Linked DNA regions of Homo sapiens: region 1 is linked to region 2. A link is an interaction called in ENCODE POLR2A ChIA-PET data of the cell type or tissue named here. Cell type or tissue: IMR-90. All regions are shown on one strand. Each heading gives the region's core, and the rest is flanking DNA. Links, peaks and the distances in the headings are about the cores only. Region 1 overlaps ATG4B (autophagy related 4B cysteine peptidase). Region 2 has its middle 19 kb from the start of BOK-AS1.

Evidence for each region. ChIA-PET counts read pairs that join two places held together with the same protein. Peaks named below come from ENCODE experiments on the same cell type or tissue, not always from the same donor. Only the 100,000 strongest peaks of a DNase experiment are listed, where the experiment ranks them.
Region 1: POLR2A ChIA-PET joins it to region 2 with 5 read pairs; 2 of 35 experiments call an interaction of 5 or more read pairs at or near these places.

The regions. Positions count from the first base shown.
Region 1 is chr2:241,656,292-241,661,658 of GRCh38, reverse strand. ATG4B (autophagy related 4B cysteine peptidase) reads right to left here. Exons shown (of 13, transcript NM_013325.5): 7 at 2,472-2,551. Among named protein-coding and RNA genes, the nearest start is that of ATG4B, 21 kb to the right of the region's middle. RefSeq lists enhancers at 34-533, 534-1,035, 3,408-4,183. In IMR-90, for the core only: a CTCF peak has its summit at 2,172 (motif pointing right); a DNase peak (open chromatin) is centred at 2,168.
Region 2 is chr2:241,575,091-241,580,457 of GRCh38, reverse strand. No RefSeq gene overlaps it. Among named protein-coding and RNA genes, the nearest start is that of BOK-AS1, 19 kb to the right of the region's middle. RefSeq lists enhancers at 1-486, 487-988, 4,213-4,713. In IMR-90, for the core only: no CTCF peak of the experiment used is centred there; a DNase peak (open chromatin) is centred at 2,717; H3K27ac peaks cover 235 bases.

The DNA of each region.
Region 1 (5,367 bases), core at 152-5,151, 81 kb before region 2:
CTTTCGCTGCAGGAAGAAGCTTTAGTGGAATTTCTGAATGGCATCAGTCTTCTCCTATCTAACTGCTCCTTCCACAAGCAGTTCCGAGAAACTAGAAGAAAAGTCCTTGCTTAGCCAAGGACACGTCTGTTTCTCTAGCTTCGGCTTTGCGGACTTCTTCCTCAGACGTCCTCCCTTGCGCACTCTTAGCAGCACGACTGAAAAAAGCAGCCTGCTTCCTGCCCTCCCCCCACTACTCCCTCCTGGGGCTTTTGGTAGGGGTCATTCAGAACGACCCCGATGTCCTCCTCACAACACCACGCCACACTCAGGAACCCAGAAACCCAAGCCTTGTGCATCAATGCCAGTGCCTTTGCTGGCTGGATGTGGATGCCTTTCTTCCTAAATGGGGGCATCAGGCACCTTCCACATGCTCCTGTGAGGAACAGTGTCCTTTCAGGCAGCTGACGCAGTGAGACGAAGCCAGTCAGACCAGGCAGCCTCCACATCCTCCCGGGAGCCACCATCCCCAGGGGCTGGGAAATGCAGATTCAAGCTCTTCCAGGACCTGACTCCACTCTCACTCTGACAAGCCACGTTTCAGCAGCACTGCTTTGGGCAGCCCTGAGACTCCCGAAGGGACGGAGCTGGAGTCCACACAGACAAGCTGCCCCCAACACTCCCACCAGTGCTACCTGCACCCAGAGGGACGGAGGTTCTAGGAAGCCCTGACCCTTGCGCCTTCCTGGCCACTGCACCCAGCAACAGCCTCCCTAATCCGAGGCCAGGGACTGAGGTGTGACTTGGTGAGATCCTGAGCACGCGTGCGGAACGAGGGGGTAAGTGATTTCCCCAAACACGGGAGGGAGGATGGGGCAGTGAACAGGGAACTAAGGTATAATAGTATATTGTGTAGCCAGTTAATAATTACAATGCTGTCACTCATGGCCAGGAGAAAATACTTAGGAAACTATGTAAGTTTTTGAAAAGCACAGGAGAAATACTGAGAGTAAGAATGTCAAAATGCTCATATGAGTTATTTCTGAGTGGTAAAATCAATAATTTTTCTCTTTCTTTGTACTCTTCCTGTGTTTCCAATGTTTTATAAAAATTTCAAGAAACAGAATGGAGGAAAAAGGCAGATGGAAGAAACAAACACCCTTTGGTTATGATCCCAAGTTCAAGTCTCTGAGGAACAGAATCCTGGAAGGAGAGCCTGCTGTGGCAAAGCTCTCAATGCTGCAGAAGCCAGCCTCACTCTCCCTTATAAAGTCCTGCCTCACTCCCTCCGCTGTGTCACAATGCCCCCGAGGATGGCCAGACGATGAAGAAACAGAATGGAGAGGCAGGGAAGGGGCGTGTCTGTGACCCAGCACACACCTGTGTGGTGACCTGGCACACCCACAGTCACAGGGCAGGACCCACTCCCACTGTGAATCTGTGCGCAGTTACGGCTGTGGCTCTGAATGAGGTCTTTTTTTTGGGGGGCGGGGGACGGATTCTCGCTCTGTGGCCAGGCTGGAGTGCAGTGGCGTGATCAAGGCTCACTGCAACCTCCGCCTCCCAGGTTCAAGCGATTCTTCTGCCTCAGCCTCCCGAGTAGCTGGGACTATAGGCGCGTGCCACCATGCCCAGCTAGTTTCTGTATTTTTAGTAGAGACGGGGTTTCACCATGTTGGCCAGGCTGGTCTTGAACTCCTGACCTCATGATCCACCCACCTCGGCCTCCCAAGGTGCTGGGATTACAGGCATGAGCCACCGCGCCCGGCCTAAATGAGCTCTTTCTTATGGAAAATTGGATTCAAGGCAATAGCCTACATGTAGAACTTCAATAAAATTGGAATTGAGGGAGTTTTGAGAAGTTCCTTGGGAAAAAGGTGGCCCTGAGTGAAAAAGGCAATGAGGCATTTTTAAGAGTTCTCAGCTTGGCTACATCATGGAAGGTGAAACATGAATTTGGAACTCACTCAATGAGCCCATTTGTTAAAACTGAGCCACAGTTTTCCTCCTAGATGTAAATGTTGCCACGCCCAGGTTCCTTCAGGGTTGCAGCAGACCTTTCTTCCAGAAAGCTGAAAAGAGCTCTGCCTTCACGACGTGCCTTTGCTCGAGATGGTGCAGCTAGAGATGGTTGCTACATCTCTCTGTCGCACATCAAGGCACGCAAAATAACTTCACCAGAATTCCCACACGAGGGCGCCTAAGCACAGCAGGGCCTTCATAAACGATTTGTAACCAAGACACAAAACACGACGTGAGATACCAAGTCGCGGCCTCCAGACAGCCTGGGCTCTCCTCTCTTGGTATGACCGCCGGGATAGGAGAGCGAGGCCACCGTGCATCTGGCTTGGCGCACAGGCCCCACGGAGCACCTGCACGGCATGGGGCGACTGACAACACTCGCCGAGGCTCCCGTGGGGACTCAGGCGAGGAAGTGTGTATGTTGCCCGTGATTTCAACTTTCTTGTCCATGGAAACTCTGAGCCACTTACTGATTTCCTCCATCACAACAGTGTTGTCCATTGCAATGTGGACCGCCAAGGAGCTCCACGTATCGAAGACAGCAAGCTTCCTACAGAGAGTAGGAGAATGACCATAAGCTTTTGTACAATTCAAAGACGGTTCATCTTTGCAGCTATAGCTGCGCGAAGGAGGGTTCGCGTTAGAGGTGCTTCTCGGATGAGAAGGGCCAAGGCTCCTAAAATCCGGGGCACAGCCAATGCCACAGACAGGAAGAAAGCTGAGGGTAAATCTGCTTCTTCTCGCCTGAGGCCCAGGGGTCCTGCCCTTGCCCCAGCCTCCATTCATAGAGAGCACACGCAAGAGGCTTTTGAGTGGCCTGGTTTTCTGGTCTCACTGGCACAGAGGCAGGAACTAGAACATGAACGCAGCTCTGAGACGCTGTGGGTTTTGCCAACTTTGAGGCAGGCCTCCCAGCACCTTCACGCTCTGCTCTGCTCTCCCCTCCACCAAACACGCTGAGCTGACAACCAAGGAATCTGAGTCCTTATAGAGAAATCTGCAGCTTAGTGGGAAGCACGACTGTGCACGCCAGTGAGGAGGAACCATGGCCTTGGATTTCCCCTTCTGAGGGAAGGGCAGATTCTGCAGCCAAAAGTCTAACACGACTCTGATCTCATCTCAGGTCTGGCGGAGGTGGGGTCAGAGGACCTCAACAAAAGGTAAAACAATAGAAAAGGCCCTGAGGCAGCAAAGACCTGGTGCTCCCGGGGACAGAATGCAAGACCTGTGGAGGGGAGCTGGGTGGGGGTGGAGCAGGGGACTGGGGTGACCACACAGAGCCCCTCCCAATGCACAAGCCCAGGGGGGACACTGGGAGGACAGCCTGCCCCCCACTGCCCCCCTGCCCCACCACCTTCCTCCTCCCATCTCCAGCCCAGCTGCAGTGCTGAAGATGGGAGGACAGCCTGCTTCCCCGCCCCACTCCCACACCACCTTCCTCCTCCCACCTCTAGCCCAGATGCAGTGCCGAAGACGCACCCACACACAAGGGACACAGCAGCACTGGCAAAGCTGACCTGGCGGAGGGCAAACAAGGAAGCAGCAGCCACGTGGGCCGGTGGTCAACACTGCAGAGAACAGTAACGCAGGAACGGGGAGTGGCACTACTAACGTAGCCACAGGGAAGACCTTGGTGCCAAAGGGTACCTGGGCAGACATGGGGCGCAACCCAGGCAGGTGTCGGGGGAACAGGGTCCAAGTGCCAGGCACCACACATGCAAAGGCCCTGAGGCTGGTGTGTCCCAGGAGCACAACGTGTCATGCCAGGGAGGTCGGGTAGAGCCCCGCCTGAGTCAGCAGTGAAGAGCCAGGGCGGTTCAAGGCAGAGCAGTGGCCAATATGTTTTATGCAGATGGCTCTGCTGTTATTTGCTAAAGAGACTCTAGGATGACAAAGAGAGAAGGAAGATCAACAAGAAAGAAGAAGATGGGGCTGGGACCAGCACAGGGAGTGAAAGGATGAACACTGGTCAGAGTCTGGACATATTTTGAATGGGCCCACTGAAAGAAAGAGGAATTGATATTTTGAATGGGCCCACTGAAATAAAGAGGAATTGGCCAGGAGCGGTGGCTCATGCCTGTAATCCCAGCACTTTGGGAGGATGAGGCAGGTGGATCACGAGGTCAGGAGTTCAAGACCAGCCTGGCTAACATGGTGAAACCTTGTCTCCACTAAAAATACAAAAATTAGTTGGGCATGGTGGCATGTGCCTATAATCCCAGCTACTGAAGAGGCTAAGGCAGGAGAATTGCTTGAACTGGGACCCGGGAGGCGGAGGTAGCAGTGAGCCCAAGATTGCACCACTGCACTCCAGCCTGGACTACAGAGCTAGACTCTGTCTCGGAAAAAAAATAAAAAAAAAAAAAAGAAAGAGAGGAGTCCTGGCCAGGCGCGGTGGCTCACGCCTGTAATCCCAGCACTCTGGGAGGCGAAGGCAGGTGGATCACGAGGTCAGGAGTTCAAGACCAGCCTGGCCAACATGGTGAAACCCCATCTCTACTAAAAATTGAAAAAATTAGCTGGGCATGGTGGCGGGTGCCTGTAATTCCAGGTACTGGGGAGGCTGAGGCAGGAGAACTGCTTGAACCGGGACCCAGGAGGTGGAGGAAGCAGTGAGCCCAAGATTGCACCACTGCACTCCAGCCCAGGCTACTGAGCTAGACTGTCTCAAAAAAAAAGAAAAAAGAGAGGAGTCCTGGCCAGGCACGGTGGCTCACGCCTGTAATCCCAGCACTTCGGGAGGCTGAGGCAGGAGAATCACTTGGGATTCTGAGCAGAGATCATGCCACTACACTCCAGCCTGGCGACAGAGCGAGACTCCGTCTCAAAAAGAGGGGTCTAGAACAATCCCAGATTTTGGTTTGAGCACCTGAAGGACCACTGTAGGAGAAGCAGGCTGGGGCCAGCACGGGCTCTGGCTGTCAGGTCACCATGCACACAGATACCCAGGTGGAAATGCAGAATAAGCAGCTGGACCTGAGCTTGGAGTCCAGGGACAAATCAGCCCTGGAAGCCGTCCATGTGCCTGAGTGCCACAGCACTTGCAGGTTGGGGAGGATCATCCAGCAACAGGGGCGGGGGCTGGTGGGGAGCAGGCAGGGGACCAGGAGAAACAGCGAGCATGGCGAGTGGCCTGGTGCTTCCAGAGAAACAGCGCTGACTTGGTGGGGCCACTCCAGGCAGCAGCAAGAGAAGTGTGAGTGGAAGGGTGTGGTGGGGGCTGGGGAGCTGCTGGACAGAGGACTCTGAAGGGCATGCAGTAGGGACTGAGCAGGTGCCACGCCAAACACAGGGCGGGCCCTGGAGACAGAGGGAGCAGCAGGCTGGGGATGTGGGACGGGGGTGACGTGGGACGCGGGTGACGTG
Region 2 (5,367 bases), core at 183-5,182:
AAAGTTTTTTTCTGCTAGCTTTTTTAGACCTTTCCCTTTGAAGATACAAAGTTAAAATATGATGTAATTGGATTAACTACTCTGCGCTTCTGTCACCAACTTGATACACAAGTCCATTTGTTTAAATTCTAGAAATTGTTATAATTTGTTTTGCGAATACAAATCATTTGACTGGCTTTCTTGTCAGAACTGTAAAACCAGGCACATTTGCTCCACACAGGCCTCTAGCACAGCTACCGAGTGCTCCGGTAAGCTCGCCGTGGGTTAGCTCGCCGTGGATTAGCTCACCGTGGGTTAGCTCGCCGTGGATTAGCTCGCCGTGGGTTAGCTCGCCGTGGGTTAGCTCGCCGTGGGTAAGCTCGCCGTGGGTTAGCTCGCCGTGGGTTAGCTCGCCGTGGGTTAGCTCGCCGTGGGTAAGCTCGCCGTGGGTTAGCTCGCCGTGGGTTAGCTCGCCGTGGGTTAGCTCGCCGTGGGTAAGCTGGCCGTGGGTTAGCTCGCCGTGGGTTAGCTGGCCGTGGGTTAGCTGGCCGTGGGTAAGCTGGCCGTGGGTTAGCTGGCCGTGGGTTAGCTGGCCGTGGGTTAGCTCGCCGTGGGTTAGCTGGCCGTGGGTTAGCTCGCCGTGGGTTAGCTCGCCGTGGGTTAGCTGGCGGTGGGTTAGCTCGCCGTGGGTTAGCTCGCCGTGGGTTAGCTCGCCGTGGATTAGCTCACCGTGAGTTAGCCAGCAGATCCCCTCATGCTGGGCCTTGGGTTGTTTCCAGTCTTTGGCCAATCAAATGTCAGAGTTGGACCCAGCACCTCCGTTGGGACTGCAGAGTGCTTGTCTTCTAAGTCTGGTTAGAAGGGCATTTCCACATCCTTGTGGATTCTGGCCATCGTATCTTAAGGATACATTTCTGGAAGTGGGATTGCCAGTCGGCGGGGAGAGGCTCATCTGGCTTGTCTGGGTGTTGTCCCTGTCCCCAAGGGGCCAGGCGTTCTGCATCCCCACAGCATTGTAGGAAGTCCCTGCCCCCCTCAGCAGCCGAATCTGGTGTCAAATTTGGATTTGGGTCAATCTTGTAGGTGAGAAATGGAGTCTTGGGGTGGTTTTGGTTTGCATTTCTCTCTCTCTTTTTTTTTTTTAATCATTTTCTTGATTTTCCAAACTCATGAGCTCGTTTGAATAAGGAATATTAATCCTAATATTTCTCATTTTAAGTTATAATTTTTATTGAGGTAAAATATACATAAAACAACATTTTTATCAGAGTCCTATAGATGGTTAAAAAAATTCACCATTTTAACCATCTCTTAAAGTCTACAATTTAGCAGCATTTAATACATTCATAACGTACAACCATCACTTCTGTGTGCTTCCAAAGCCTTCATCACGCCAGAAGGAGACCCCGCGCCCGTTCAACACCATCCCCCCACCCTCAGTCCCCGACAGTCACTGCCCTGCTTCCCACTCAAGTCACCGACACTTTGAAAATGTGCTATGTTATAAAACTTTTTTCCCAGTATACATTTTGTCTTTTATCACTCCTGGGTTTTAAGTCATATTTAAGAAGATTTTGCCCACTCCCCGGTGATGAAGGAATTCACTTTTTCCTAGTACTTTTGACCCATTTGGAATTTGTCTTAGTGTATGGTATGAAGTGCAGATTCATTTTCGTCTTTCTCCAAGTGGTTAACGTTTAACCACTTGTATTAACAAGTCCATCCTTTCCTCACCGGTATCATATGCTACCTTATAGACTGAATGTTCTAGGCACTGGGGTCTGTCCCCGGGTTTTCATGTCCCTGGGCCTGCTTGCCTACATGGGTCCTGGTGTCATGTGGTTCCATTACGGAGGCCAGGAGATGGTTCGGGGGCAGAGGACCTCTCCATTTCTTTTGCAGAGTTTTCCTGGCTATTTTTACACTCCTGTGCACTTCCTCTCTCACATGAACTTTATAATTAGTTTTCTAGATCTGGGGAAAAGCATGCGGCGTTTTTATAAGGATTACATTACATTTATAAATTTACTTTTGTAGAATTGTCTTGCTTAGGAGAGTTTTCTTATCCAGGAACATGGTCTTTCTTTCTGTCTTAATTCATTTTCTGTTGCTATGACTGAATACCACAGAGTGGGTAAGTTATAAAGAAAAGAATTTTATTTCTTACAGTTCTGGAGGCAGGGAGTCCAAGGTATAGGAGTTGCATCTGGTGAGGACCTTCTTGCTGGTCAAGACTCTGCAGTCTCAAGTGGTGCCGGGCATTATGTGAGGGTCTCATGAGAGACGGCAAAGCTGGCTTTTATAACCAGCCCCCTGGTGATAACTGCTCCACTCCCTGAGAACCCATTAGTCCATGAATGGATTAGTCCTCATGAGCCAATCACCTCCCCAGAATCCCATCCCAGCACTGCTGCATTGGAGTCCAGGTTTCCAACACATGAACTTTTGGGGAATTCATTCAAACCATGGTGGTGTTAAAATCGACTTTGGTGTCTTTATGGTCTATTTAAAGTTTTTCCCATTTAGGGTTTCACATTTCTTTTACGCATGGGGATTTTTATCTTTTTGTTGCTGTTAAAAATGGGTCATCTCTTCCACTCTGTCTTTGAACTGAAAGTATGCACAAAGATCTCTGTGTGCTACTTTAAATCCTGCTGTTTCTCTGAATTCTCTTAGTGTTTGTAACATCACTTTCTTGTGCTGGAAATATAACAAAGTATTTGATCCAAGAAGCATCTGGCAGGAAGCCTGGGCAGGAGGGGCACCTTGAGCATGGGCTTCCTCCTCCCCTTTCCTCTGTCTCTTCTCCTACCGGCTGCTTTCCTTCTCTCCCATCTGCTGTCCACCAGGCAGGCGTTGCCAGACCACCCCAGAGGTCCCCTCTTCATGTTTCTTGAGGCTGCGTGGGGGGAGGGCATGATAGAGGGAGGCAGGGCTTCGAAGGAGGCACTCGGGGGAGGGGGGGGCGAGGAGAGGATGGGGCATGCGAGGGGGCCTTGTCCTCCAGCTTTGTCAGAAGCCTAATGTGCCCTGTGGCCTGAGCTGGCATCAGACAGGCTTTAAGAGGAGAATGTCAGCTGGGTGCGGTGGCTCACACCTGTAATTCTAGCACTTTGGGAGGCCGAGGTGGGTGGATCCCTTGAGGTCAGGAGTTCGAGACCAGCCTGGCCAACATGGCAAAACCCCATCTCTATGAAAAATAGAAAAATTAGCCAGGCGTGGTGGCAGGCGCCTGTAATTCCAGCTACTCAGGAGGCTGAGGCACAAGAATCACTTGAACCCGGGAGGCAGAGGTTGCAATGAGCCAAGACTGCGCCACTGCACTCCAGCCTGGGCGACAGAGTGAGGTCCTAAAAAGGGAAGAATATCGCTGCATCAGAAAGCAGGAAGGTGGGGCCTGCCCGGGGCCATGGCCCTGCAATGAGTTTGGCCCAGAGGCACAGACAGACAGGAGACCAAAGTGAAATGAATGAAAATGGACTGGACCCGATCGGAGGACTGAGGAGAGCCAGGCCTCAGGGCACCTGGCATTTGTTCCCTGGATGGATCAGGGGAACTGAGGAGAGCCGGGCCGCAGGGCACCCTGGCGTTTGTTCTCTGGGCGGATCAGGGGAACCGAGGAGAGCCGGGCCGCAGGGCACCCTGGCGTTTGTTCCCTGGATGGATCAGGGGAACCGAGGAGAGCCGGGCCGCAGGGCACCCTGGCGTTTGTTCCCAGGGTAGGGGAGCTCTAGCATGGCACACAGTAGCAGAAGATAGCAGGTTGTGGTCGGCCCATGTAGAGATTTTAGAAACATCTCACACTTCATGAGATCTTAGAAACATCTCACACTTCAGGTTCAGTCACCCGTGTCCAGTGTCCACAGGAAGGCCTGTGCAAGGCCTCATGGGAAACAGGGTGGTCCACCAGGCCTGCCCTCAAGGGGGCCCCGTCCCGGAGAAGCAGATGCACAAAGCTGAGGGACACAGGTCGTGGGCCTTCTTGTGTGGCTCCTTGGCCACGGCACCGCAGCACCTGAGAGCCACCGCTGGAGAGGCAAACGAGCCCTGCAGCAGGCCCGAACCAGAGTTCCTGGGCACGGCCGCGTGCACCCAGTCGGGAGCTTCCCTGCTAAGGGTCAGCGAAGGCTTGGGGTGCTGGCATTAGGGCTGGGTCCTGAGGGAAGATGAGGGAGAGAAGTATAGGAGGAGGAGGGAGTTGAAGGCTGCAGACAGGAGGAGGAAGGGGAGGGAGTAGGGCTGCCAGGGGAGGGGTGGAGGGCTGGATAAGGAGGAGGGCTACAAAGAAAAGAGTAGAGCTGCAGGGAAGGAGGGTGGAGGGCTGCAGCGGGAGGAGGAGAGGGAGGAAGGCTGCAAGGGGAGGAGGAGTATTGCAGGGGAGGGGGAGGAGAGCTGGCAGGGGAGGAGGAGGAGGGCTACAAAGAAAAGAGAACTGCAGTGGGAGAAGGAGAGTGGTGGAGAGTTGCAGGGGAAGGGGAGAGGGAGGAGGACTGGAGGAGGAGGAGGGATGTAGGAGGAGGGTAGTGGAGGGCTGCAGAGGAGGAGGAAGAGGAGAATAGGGAGGACAAATCCACTCTAGCAGGGGAACGAAAGCAGCATGGGGCAGACAAATCCACTCTAGCATTCCAATCTCCCTAAGCCTTTGAATCCCTTCTTCTACACTAACCATGGGCGGCCAGGCATGTCCAGTTATCCCATGGTGGGCCATGTTTTGGCCCATGTTTCAGCCAAGCAGCCAACCAACCAATTAGAGCCCTTTCTAAATGCGGAATCTCTGCTTAGTGAGCCCGTATCAATAAACTTGGCCTGATCTAACTCTGTGTTCCTCCTACCATTCTCCCAGGCCCTCAATATGCATTCCCACGGTCCTGGGATTTCTATGTAAACTGGAAAACTCACGTTCTCTTTGGTAAGTGCATCTCCTCATGGTCACGCCCTGTATCTCTAGGGGCTGCCCAACATCAGTCTAGTTCCATGTCTAGAAGCAAAGAGGGGTGGGGGCAGATCCTGGGAAGCAGCAGCTTGGTCCTGCTAGTCAGCAGCCTCAGGGCAGTCCCATTTCCTCAGGCAGTACAGGGTTAACCCACTCAGATGGAGTTGGGGAGGCTACCACTAGGGTTAGGAAGGCCTCTTCCACTGAAGACTCATCAGGATTTAGGGGTTGTCTTCACTGTTCATCAGGGTCACCCCACACATCCTCATCCCAACTGACAGGATCCCATTCCTTCCTAACCAATGCCTTCATTTGCACAGCAGACACCGTGAGGCTGGGAGTTCCACATGTGCTATAATCCAGCCACTGGAAGGGCGAGATTCTGGGTTTGATTTTCAGTAGTCTCAGACCCGCAGCTAAAGGAGGTAAGAGTCTCTCTTGGGACAGTCATAACT